Regions from separate parts of the Homo sapiens genome. Here region 2 is linked to region 1. A link is an interaction called in ENCODE POLR2A ChIA-PET data of the cell type or tissue named here. Cell type or tissue: endothelial cell of umbilical vein. All regions are shown on one strand. Each heading gives the region's core, and the rest is flanking DNA. Links, peaks and the distances in the headings are about the cores only. Region 1 overlaps LOC107986229 (a long non-coding RNA gene). Region 2 has its middle 160 kb from the start of BTC.

Region 1 (4,404 bases), core at 172-4,171:
TTTTGAAAGAGCTAAAACAAACACCACTCCTACAGGCCAAGCTTGTCATATGACACTTATTATTAGGTGATCATTTATCATGTGGAGCAAGGCTTGATCTAGGGTTAAACACTTGCATTTTTTTTTTCTTTCCTCACTGACAGCTCTTTCCCAGCCTGTGTTGAAGTGTCACAGGGCTCAGACCTTCGTCTTCTCATTTCCTAGGTTGTCCATGCTCATGACTGTAAATGTCATCTATTAAATATAAATTCCTAAACTTACATTTACAGTTTTGGTCCCTTGAGCTTCAGTTCAGAAATTTGTCTACTGGGCATCTCCACTTGAATACAGAATAGACATTTCAAACTTAACTTGTCCACAGTTGAGATCTTAACTTATAATCTCCCCAACTATTCATCCCCATGATTTATGTATCTAAGCAAAATGATAACTGAATTCATCTATTATCTCAGGATTTGAAGTCCTTTTTGGCTTATCTTTTTATATCTCTCATGGTCTACATTAAATGGGTAAGCAAATCTGTTGGCTCTACTTTCAAAATAAATCTGATATCCAAGACAGTATTTCAGTTGGATATTTTATCCTCAATGTTCCTGTCTCACCACTTTCATTCCTGCTACATTGAAAAAGCCATCACCATCTACTGCCTGAATTCCTTGCTGGATCCCATGCTTCTTTTCCCAACTTTCCTACAACATATTCTAAACAGAGCAGCTAGACTGATTCTATTAAATCATAAGTCAGGTCCTACTCTCCTTTATTGAAATCCTTCAAAAGTTTCCAATTCATTTCCAGTGAGGTAAAATTCGTATCTTTACTATGTGTCTTAGTCTGTTCAGACTGCCATAACAAAATACCCTAGATTTTGGTGTCTTAAATAACAGAAATTTGTTTTCTCATAGTTCTGGAGGCTGGAGGTCCAAGATCAGGGTTCCAGCATGATTGAGATCTGGTGAGGGCTGTCTTCTTGGCTTGCAGATGGCCACCTTCTTACCGTGTGTTCGCATGGCCTTTCCTTGGTGCATGCAAGTGGAGAGAGAGAGAGAGAAAGAGCAAGCTCCCTTGTTCTTATTAGTGCCTTCTTATAAAGGCACTAATCCTATTAGACCAGGACCCCGCTCTCATGACCTCAGTTCACCCTGACTAACTTCCAAAGGCCCACATCTCCAAATATGATCACATTGGGGATTAGGGAATATGAATTTGGAGGAGACACAAATATTCAGTGTCTGATGTATGGCATATAAGACCCTTCACAATTTGGACCTGGCCTTATTTCCCTCCTCTCTTTTATTCACCTATTCAGATTCAACCATCTCTGTATTCTGGGTTTTATTTGAACCTACTCAGGAATGATCCTACCTTAGGATCTTTGCACTCACTGTTTCCCTTTTCTTCACATAGCCAAATGGTTCTTCTTTAACTTTATTCAGGTGTTTTATTAACTGTCAATTAATCACAAGTGACTTTTTTTTTTTTTTTCTGAGACAGGGTCTCATTCTGTCACTCTAGAGTGCAGTGGTGTGATCACAGCTCAATGCAGCCTCGACCTCCTGGCCTCAAGTAATCCTTCCACCTCAGCCACCTAAGTATTATAGCTGGGGCTACAAATGCACACCACCACGCCCAGCTAATTTTTGTATTTTGAGTTCGAAACCAGCCTGGGCAATATGGCAAGACTCTCTTTCTATAAAATACACATAAATTAGAAGTGACTTTCTTGTCTATGATTTTCAACCAAAGACCATGAGGAACACACCTATAGTCAGTGTTGGGCTTCTTGGCTCATTGCTGTGAGAGAAACACACCATGAGTAGCCATGTAGTGTACAATAAGGGAGTTTTAGAAGGAATTTGTCATAGGGCTCAGGTTTGTGCTAGGTGATTTTAGGGAGGATTCAGTGAAGCATGATTTTGCTTCCATATTGGAGGCTGTCAGAAAATGGGCAATTCTTAACAATTTTTAACTAGGATGAATGGTGTGAGACTAAAGCTATAATTGATGAAGAATCAGCAAAAGCTATTATTTATATTAGCTGGATGAAGGGAATGTTTGATCATTTTTGCGATTTGCACAATATTACTGTGTTTATCTGTGCTCAGATAGGGTTACTATTGGGTTTTGGTTTTGTCTTGTTCTAATACAGTCACAAAGGTGGTCTGGTCTGATTTTACTTTTCTGCAAAATTATTTATGTCTAACCAGAGAACACTTTGGCCATCTCTTAGCTGACAGCAGTTGGGAGCTTCTTTGTTCATACTCAGTCTGAAATACAACTTCTTATTGTTTTTCTTCCCTAATGCCCCTTTATTTTTGTTATTTTTCTTCATAGTACATATCACTGCCATAGTACAACAAACATACCAACATGTTATTGATTTCTCCATTGTCTATAGTCCCCTACATGTAAATTCCATGAGAGTTGGGATTCAGGTTCACTTGTTCCACTCCATGACCCGGAATATAATAGGAGATCAATATAACAGGACATTAATATAATAAATGTTCAATATATACTTGCTAAATGATTTTTTTCTATTACTTGCTAATTTTCCTAAAAAACTCACATCAAAACGAACCAAATTATAAAAGAGCCAAAAGGTAACAAATATCATCTTCATAGTGTATGAAGTTAAACATAAATAAGATGTAAATGAAGACACAACTAACAGATTTATATCAAATTATAGGATTGTTATATAAATGTTAGTATGACTTTTATAATAATCTTCAAATGTTGGACTGTCTTTTACACAAAGTATAACTAGCTTTTAACTCTCTGCAAGAAAAATTGGAATTAAATTAGAGATAAAAATAAATTCCCCAAGTGGGCAGACTGCTAAAGATGAACTACTTAAATATACATATGCATGAATTATTACATAGCTTTTAAGGAAAAAAAATCAAAAGTGCTCCTTGATAGAATATATTCATATTTTTTGCACACATGTACAGTGCATTTTTAAGTAATTTTCATAAGTAAGTAAAAGGGAAGAAACTTACTTTATTGAGTACACGCATAACCTATTTAAGACAACTGCTCACAGTACTTTGCTAATATGCTGCTTTTCTTTGAAATTACATGTGTGGGTGTGTGTTTGTCCACTATGTGTGTATCTGTATTCCCCACTCACCACCCAAAGAGCCAATTACTAGTAAAGCAAACAGAACTGAAAACCATCCTGCAAACGCTTCTAGCTGGTGAGTGCTCGGGGGCACTGTTCAGAGAGTGTCTGGGTCAGTGTGCCCTCAGTTATAAAATTGGCTTTTGGTTAAAATTCCTATAGCCAAAACTTTCTAAAATGTTTATTGTTTCTTTCTATTTCCTTCTTGAGATCTCATTATTATTTCCCTTTTAAGGAATAGGTCATATTGTTTTGCTATAGAAATTGAAAACATGAGACATTGGCTTTCATTTAAGCAAATGAAAAATTAAAGCTTTTGTACTTCCAGGGTTTATGTGTCTATAATTAGAGTCAATCAAAGAACCAGTCTGTCATATTTACCAAATCCAAGGATAATAAAACCTGCATACTAACTATAATGTATTGATACCGTGTGCCAGCCAGTGTAGTAAATGCTTTATACTACTTGTCTCCTTTAATTCTCGCAACACTGAGATTTGTAATAATTCCCATTCTAGACATAAAAAACGGTCAGAAACATCAAATTTCACCTTATAATTGGCAAAGCAGGCATATAAACAGTGGTAAACAGTGCAATAATCCCCTAAAGATGTCCATGTCCTAATCTCTGGAACCTATATGTCACTTTACATGGCAAGAAAGAGTTAGGAGATAAAATTAAACTAAGGATTTTGAGAGGGAAGATTATCCTTGATTAATTGGGTAGTGTAACGCACTCCATGTAACACAAGGGTTTTTATAAAAGGGAGGCAGGAGGGTTAGAGTCAGAGAACAGATCTGATGGTGGAAGCAGAGGTTAGAGTCATGAGCTTTGAATGTGGGAGAAAGGTGCCATGATCCAAAGAATGCATGTAGCCTCTAGAAGCTAGAAAAGACAAGAAACAGATTATCCTCCAGAGCTTCCAGTAGAAAAGCAGCCCTCCTGACACCTGAATTTTAGCCTTGTTCACCCATTTCAGTCTTCAGACCTCCAGGACTATAAAATGATAAACTTATGTTGTTTAAAACCGTAAGTTTAGCCGGGCGCGGTGGCTCACGCCTGTAATCCCAACACTTTGGAGGCCGAGGCAGACGGATCGCGAAGTCAGGAGATTGAGACCATCCTGTCCAACATGTTGAAACCCCATCTCTACTAAAAATCCAAAAAGATTAGCCGGGCGTGGCGGCGCGCGCCTGTAGTCCCAGCTACTCAGGAGACTGAGGCAGGAGAATTGCTTGAATCTAGGAGGCGGAGGCTGCAGTGAGCCAAGATCGCGCCA
Region 2 (4,404 bases), core at 330-4,329, 51 kb before region 1:
TTGGAATAGTAAAACCATAAAACCATACTTAACATACAGGTACTTGTTATTTAAAGAAATTGCATATGATACTTTATGCAAAACAAGTATTCTTTTTTATAAAGTGAGCATTCAGCCAATGTATTTATCTTGAGTTTAGATTTTTATATCTTAGGTTTTCTTAAACATAAACCATATTTGCCCTGATATAAAGAATTTCTGCAATTTTTTTCACCTGAGAGTTTTACTGCTCAGGTATTCTTAGCCCATGGTCACTTTAACCATGAAGTAAGTGTACATATTATATAATTTCCCTGAGCTTCATTCTTTATATCAGTAAACTAGAGATATTGCCAAAATACAGGTTTGTGTGAAGGCTCCATAAACAACAATTTGCCATACAAACATGGGATTTTTACCTAAACCACATGTATCAAAGTGTTGTTTTTGTCAACCCTACTGACCTAAGTACTATCAAACTGGGAGCAAAGTGGTGACTCTGTCTTTAATATTACAGAAATTATCTTTGTAAAATCAACTAGGTAGGTATTCTCTGAGCCCAGCATGACTGCAAGGCAATTTGAGACATTTGGGGAGTCAACTCCTTTTTTAAGCAAAAATGCCTGTGTTTATTATAGTAAGAAATTTTCACACGTAGGATGGTCAGATAAATAATACTTACAGCTACCCAACTGGACCAACTGTAGACACTCACTTGGCATCCCATGAGACTCTTTAAGTCCTTCATGAGAGAATTCAGAATCTTCATTATAATAGTCATCCACATAATAGAGAAGTATGGAGAAGTCCACAGATGGACAAGACATGGGACTGGAAATATCTTACTGAGAGCTATGGTGCTCCTGTTTAGAATACCTCACTCTGGGTCACCCACCTCCTGTCTTACCTATGTAGCCCCATCAATAGCATCAGTGCCTGCTTACTTGCTAAATAAGATTACATGGTTCTGAGGTTTCCTCTGACAAATGGAGAAAAGGGAGGAGAATAAAGGATTCTGTATTGTTTCATGATTTTGAAATGGGGTCATGAAGTCAGAGTCCATACCTAGATGATGCCACCATGGCAGACTATGGGTGAAGTTCCAGCAATGTTGCTTCATACACAAGGCTAAGAAACTTGAAGGAAAACCCAACCCATATTTAAGGGGGTACAAAAATTTAACTTGAGGAATTTTTAGTGCTAAGGATAAAAACTATTTCATTACATGTCTGGTTCTCTCCTCAGACAACTCACTGGAATTTTCAGGAGTGTCTGTCTTGTTTGAATCTGTACTTTCAGTGTCTAGTACAGTACCTGATAGAAATGAGTTTGTAACATATTCATGCTGAGTGAATGAAATGGATTTTGAAGATTTTAGACAAAGATTTTAGACATTTCTTCATCAAATGGCATTTTGATCTAGCTCTCAAGATAAAGAGACAGAAAGAGAGGAAGGGAAGAGAGAAGAAGAAGCGGGAGGTGAAGGGGAGAGAGAAATTGATTAATGTAGACATTGATGTTAAGGTGTAAATGAAGTAAAATACCCTAAAAGATTATCTTTTCCCCGAGGTATTTTAATAGAGTATAGAATTATAAACTGGAGAAACATGCCCATAATACTGGTGAGAGAGACCATCCTTTTCAATGGGCAAAGACGTAGCAGGACAAAAAGCGTCTCCTCCATCCCGCTCTAAGAATTTTGCATTCATTCGTAAATGCCTGTTTTGCTTCTATTTAAGTCACACAACGAATCTGTGTTCTCCAGTTACTGCCTTGCTCTTTAGTTTGATAAGAAAAGCAACATTTTTTCTTTCACATCATTTCCTAGTTACTTTAGCTTAATCGAATCTTCTATCTAATAATTCTAGGACTCCGCTACTCAAAATGTGTTTCTCATCTTGAAATGAAAAAAAAAAAAAAGATGTCTCAGCTCAAAGACTGGGCTTGATGAAGCCTGCTGGGTATGAGAGTGAAAAGAGAAAAGAACATACAAACCAGAACATGAAAGATTCTCATAAGTCCCTCTGAGAAATGCAGGAGTCATACGCCCAATTGCAAAATCAACACCATCGTTTAATATGCAGTAGGATGATAACACAAAGTACAAGCCTAGCCAAAAACCACAAGCCCTGGAACAGGTTCAAACCAAGCACAGACAGGAAACCACCCACCCAGGCACAGAGAGGTTAGGTGCTCCCGAGCAAAAGACAAATGGGCAAATGTGCCAATGACTGAGAGTCAACTCTCCTTGGTGAGTGCCTCAGAACTTAGGAAAAGAGTAAGTATATCCAAACATTTTAGAAAAAACTGGAAGTTGTAAAACGCATTGCAACTTAGAAATTTAAAATAATCTCAATATTTTATCATTTTCAAGAAATACAAATCTATTAATAGTTTTAGTCATTTATTTGACTATATTGCTGGAAACATGTACCAGTAAAACATTTTCTAGTGTGGGTTATAGATTAATAATTTAGACCTATTTTTCACTTAAACATGGGAAAGTTTTAGTGAAGGTGTTACTATTGTCCTGTAAAACCCACATTTTAATGGAGCTTTATGATATATCCTTGGATGATATAAATTGATTTTCTTACTGCTATTACTTTACTATCACTATTATTACAGCTTCTCCTAGATAACATTAATAAAACACTTAACAAATGCCAGGCACTGTTCAAAACAGTTGACATATGTTAATTGCAATTTATCCAGTAACAACTCTACAAGTTAGTGTTATTATTATCCACAATTTTTAGAAGAGGAAATTGAATCACAGAGAGATAAAGCTATTCTGTTTAGAAGTGGCCCAGTCAGAATTACTACAATAACATGGACTGGTAATTATAGCAAAATTAACAGTTTTTTTAAATGAGAAAACTCTTTTCCTGAAAACTTTGTTAGATCTAGGAAGTAGTTATAAAACATTTATTCACACATTCAAACATGTGTAAAGGGTTTACTATGTGCCAGGCATTGAGCTAGGGACTGGAGACAACAAGTTGACAGGCATCTGTATCTGTCCTCATCTAAAGATGTATATATAATGGGCCAGATGCTATAGGCCCAGAATCCCAGCACTTTGGGAAGCCAAGGTGGGCAGATTACTTGACCTCAGGAGTTGAAGACCAGCCTGGGAAACATGGCAAAGCCCTGTCTCTACAAGAAAATACAAAAATTTGCCAGGCGTGACACTACAGTGGCACACACCTGTGGTCCCAGCTACTTGGGAGGTTGAGCTGGAAGGATTGCCTGAGCCTGGGAGGTGGAGATCGCAGTGAGCAGAGATTGTGCCACTGCCTTTTAGCTTGGGCAATAGAGACATTGTCTTAAAAAAAAAAAAAAAAGATGTGTAATGATGAATGTTCTAGCTCTATTTGCACATCCTTAAACAGCTGCTACTCTGATGACTCTAGGATATAGGGCTGACCAGCGGTTTCCTCCTGGCCATATTAGCTGTTCTATTGACAGGTTCAGCTGGGCTGCTTTCCCTGTACTTTGCTTGTTCCTACACCTGTAGGAATGCAGAGTGCCTCTGCAGAAAAGTTCCCCTTCCTTGCCTTTTGTTAGCAGATCCATTTTAGCCAGCTGTTCCTTGATGCCAAGCAGTAGAAATCTGTCCAGTTTGACTCAGATGAACAGTTCCTTTAAGGATGTGCTGGTAGATTCGGAATTTCTTTGTGCCTCTTAAATGGGAAGGGAAAGAATATCTGTTCCTCTTGTCACTCAGTGCAGCCTGGGAAGGGGCACAGAGGTCAATTGACAAGATACCTTTCTAATCAGGAATATTCTAAGCCTCTTATCTAAACCAAAGAAGACCCAGGTAATCCAACAGAAAGTTTTGTGTTGAATCTCTACTTCACTTCCCTTTATCTTCGGTGCTATACAGAGTGCCACGTTTTGTTCCTCAGTCCAGGGTTCTTGGAAAGTAAGGATAAGTTTTCAATTCTAAACTACCGAGTCCACATATCACAACGTAATATAGAATGTACTTACGTATTGTCTTGGGTCAGTTTCCTCCAGATAAACATTTGAGGGTAATTAGTTTATTTGGGAAGTTTATCACCTTTCTATTGACACAATAATGCTGAGTAACAAGCAACCCTTTCTCTACACTGGCTTTACAACAATAAGCATTTATTTAGTTCAGAAGTTTGTGGCATTCAGCTGATTTGTGCAAGCTCAGCTGATCTTGGCTGGACTCCCTCTCTGTCTGGGGGTCAGTTAGCCGTGAGTTGATCTGGGAAGGCCTCAGATGCAATAACTGGGGTGCCTTTGCTTTGTTCCATGTGTTTCTCACCCTCCTCAGGAACAGCGCATGTCTCTCTCATGAAGATGACAGAGGACAAAAGCAAGCAGAAATATACAAGTATGTCTTAAAGTCTCTGATTTTGTCATGTCTGCTATCACCCCAGAAAAGTCACA

The links. Peaks named below come from ENCODE experiments on the same cell type or tissue, not always from the same donor. Only the 100,000 strongest peaks of a DNase experiment are listed, where the experiment ranks them.
Region 2: POLR2A ChIA-PET joins it to region 1 with 5 read pairs; 3 of 35 experiments call an interaction of 5 or more read pairs at or near these places.

Annotation. Positions count from the first base shown.
Region 1 is chr4:74,578,916-74,583,319 of GRCh38, reverse strand. The region is part of intron 2 of LOC107986229 (a long non-coding RNA gene); the gene reads left to right. It overlaps LOC124900716 (a long non-coding RNA gene), which reads right to left. Exons shown (of 2, transcript XR_007058141.1): 2 at 2,283-4,404. Among named protein-coding and RNA genes, the nearest start is that of AREG, 140 kb to the right of the region's middle. In endothelial cell of umbilical vein, for the core only: no CTCF peak of the experiment used is centred there; no DNase peak of the experiment used is centred there.
Region 2 is chr4:74,630,505-74,634,908 of GRCh38, reverse strand. No RefSeq gene overlaps it. Among named protein-coding and RNA genes, the nearest start is that of BTC, 160 kb to the left of the region's middle. In endothelial cell of umbilical vein, for the core only: no CTCF peak of the experiment used is centred there; DNase peaks (open chromatin) are centred at 2,088, 2,688 and 3,418; H3K27ac peaks cover 2,511 bases.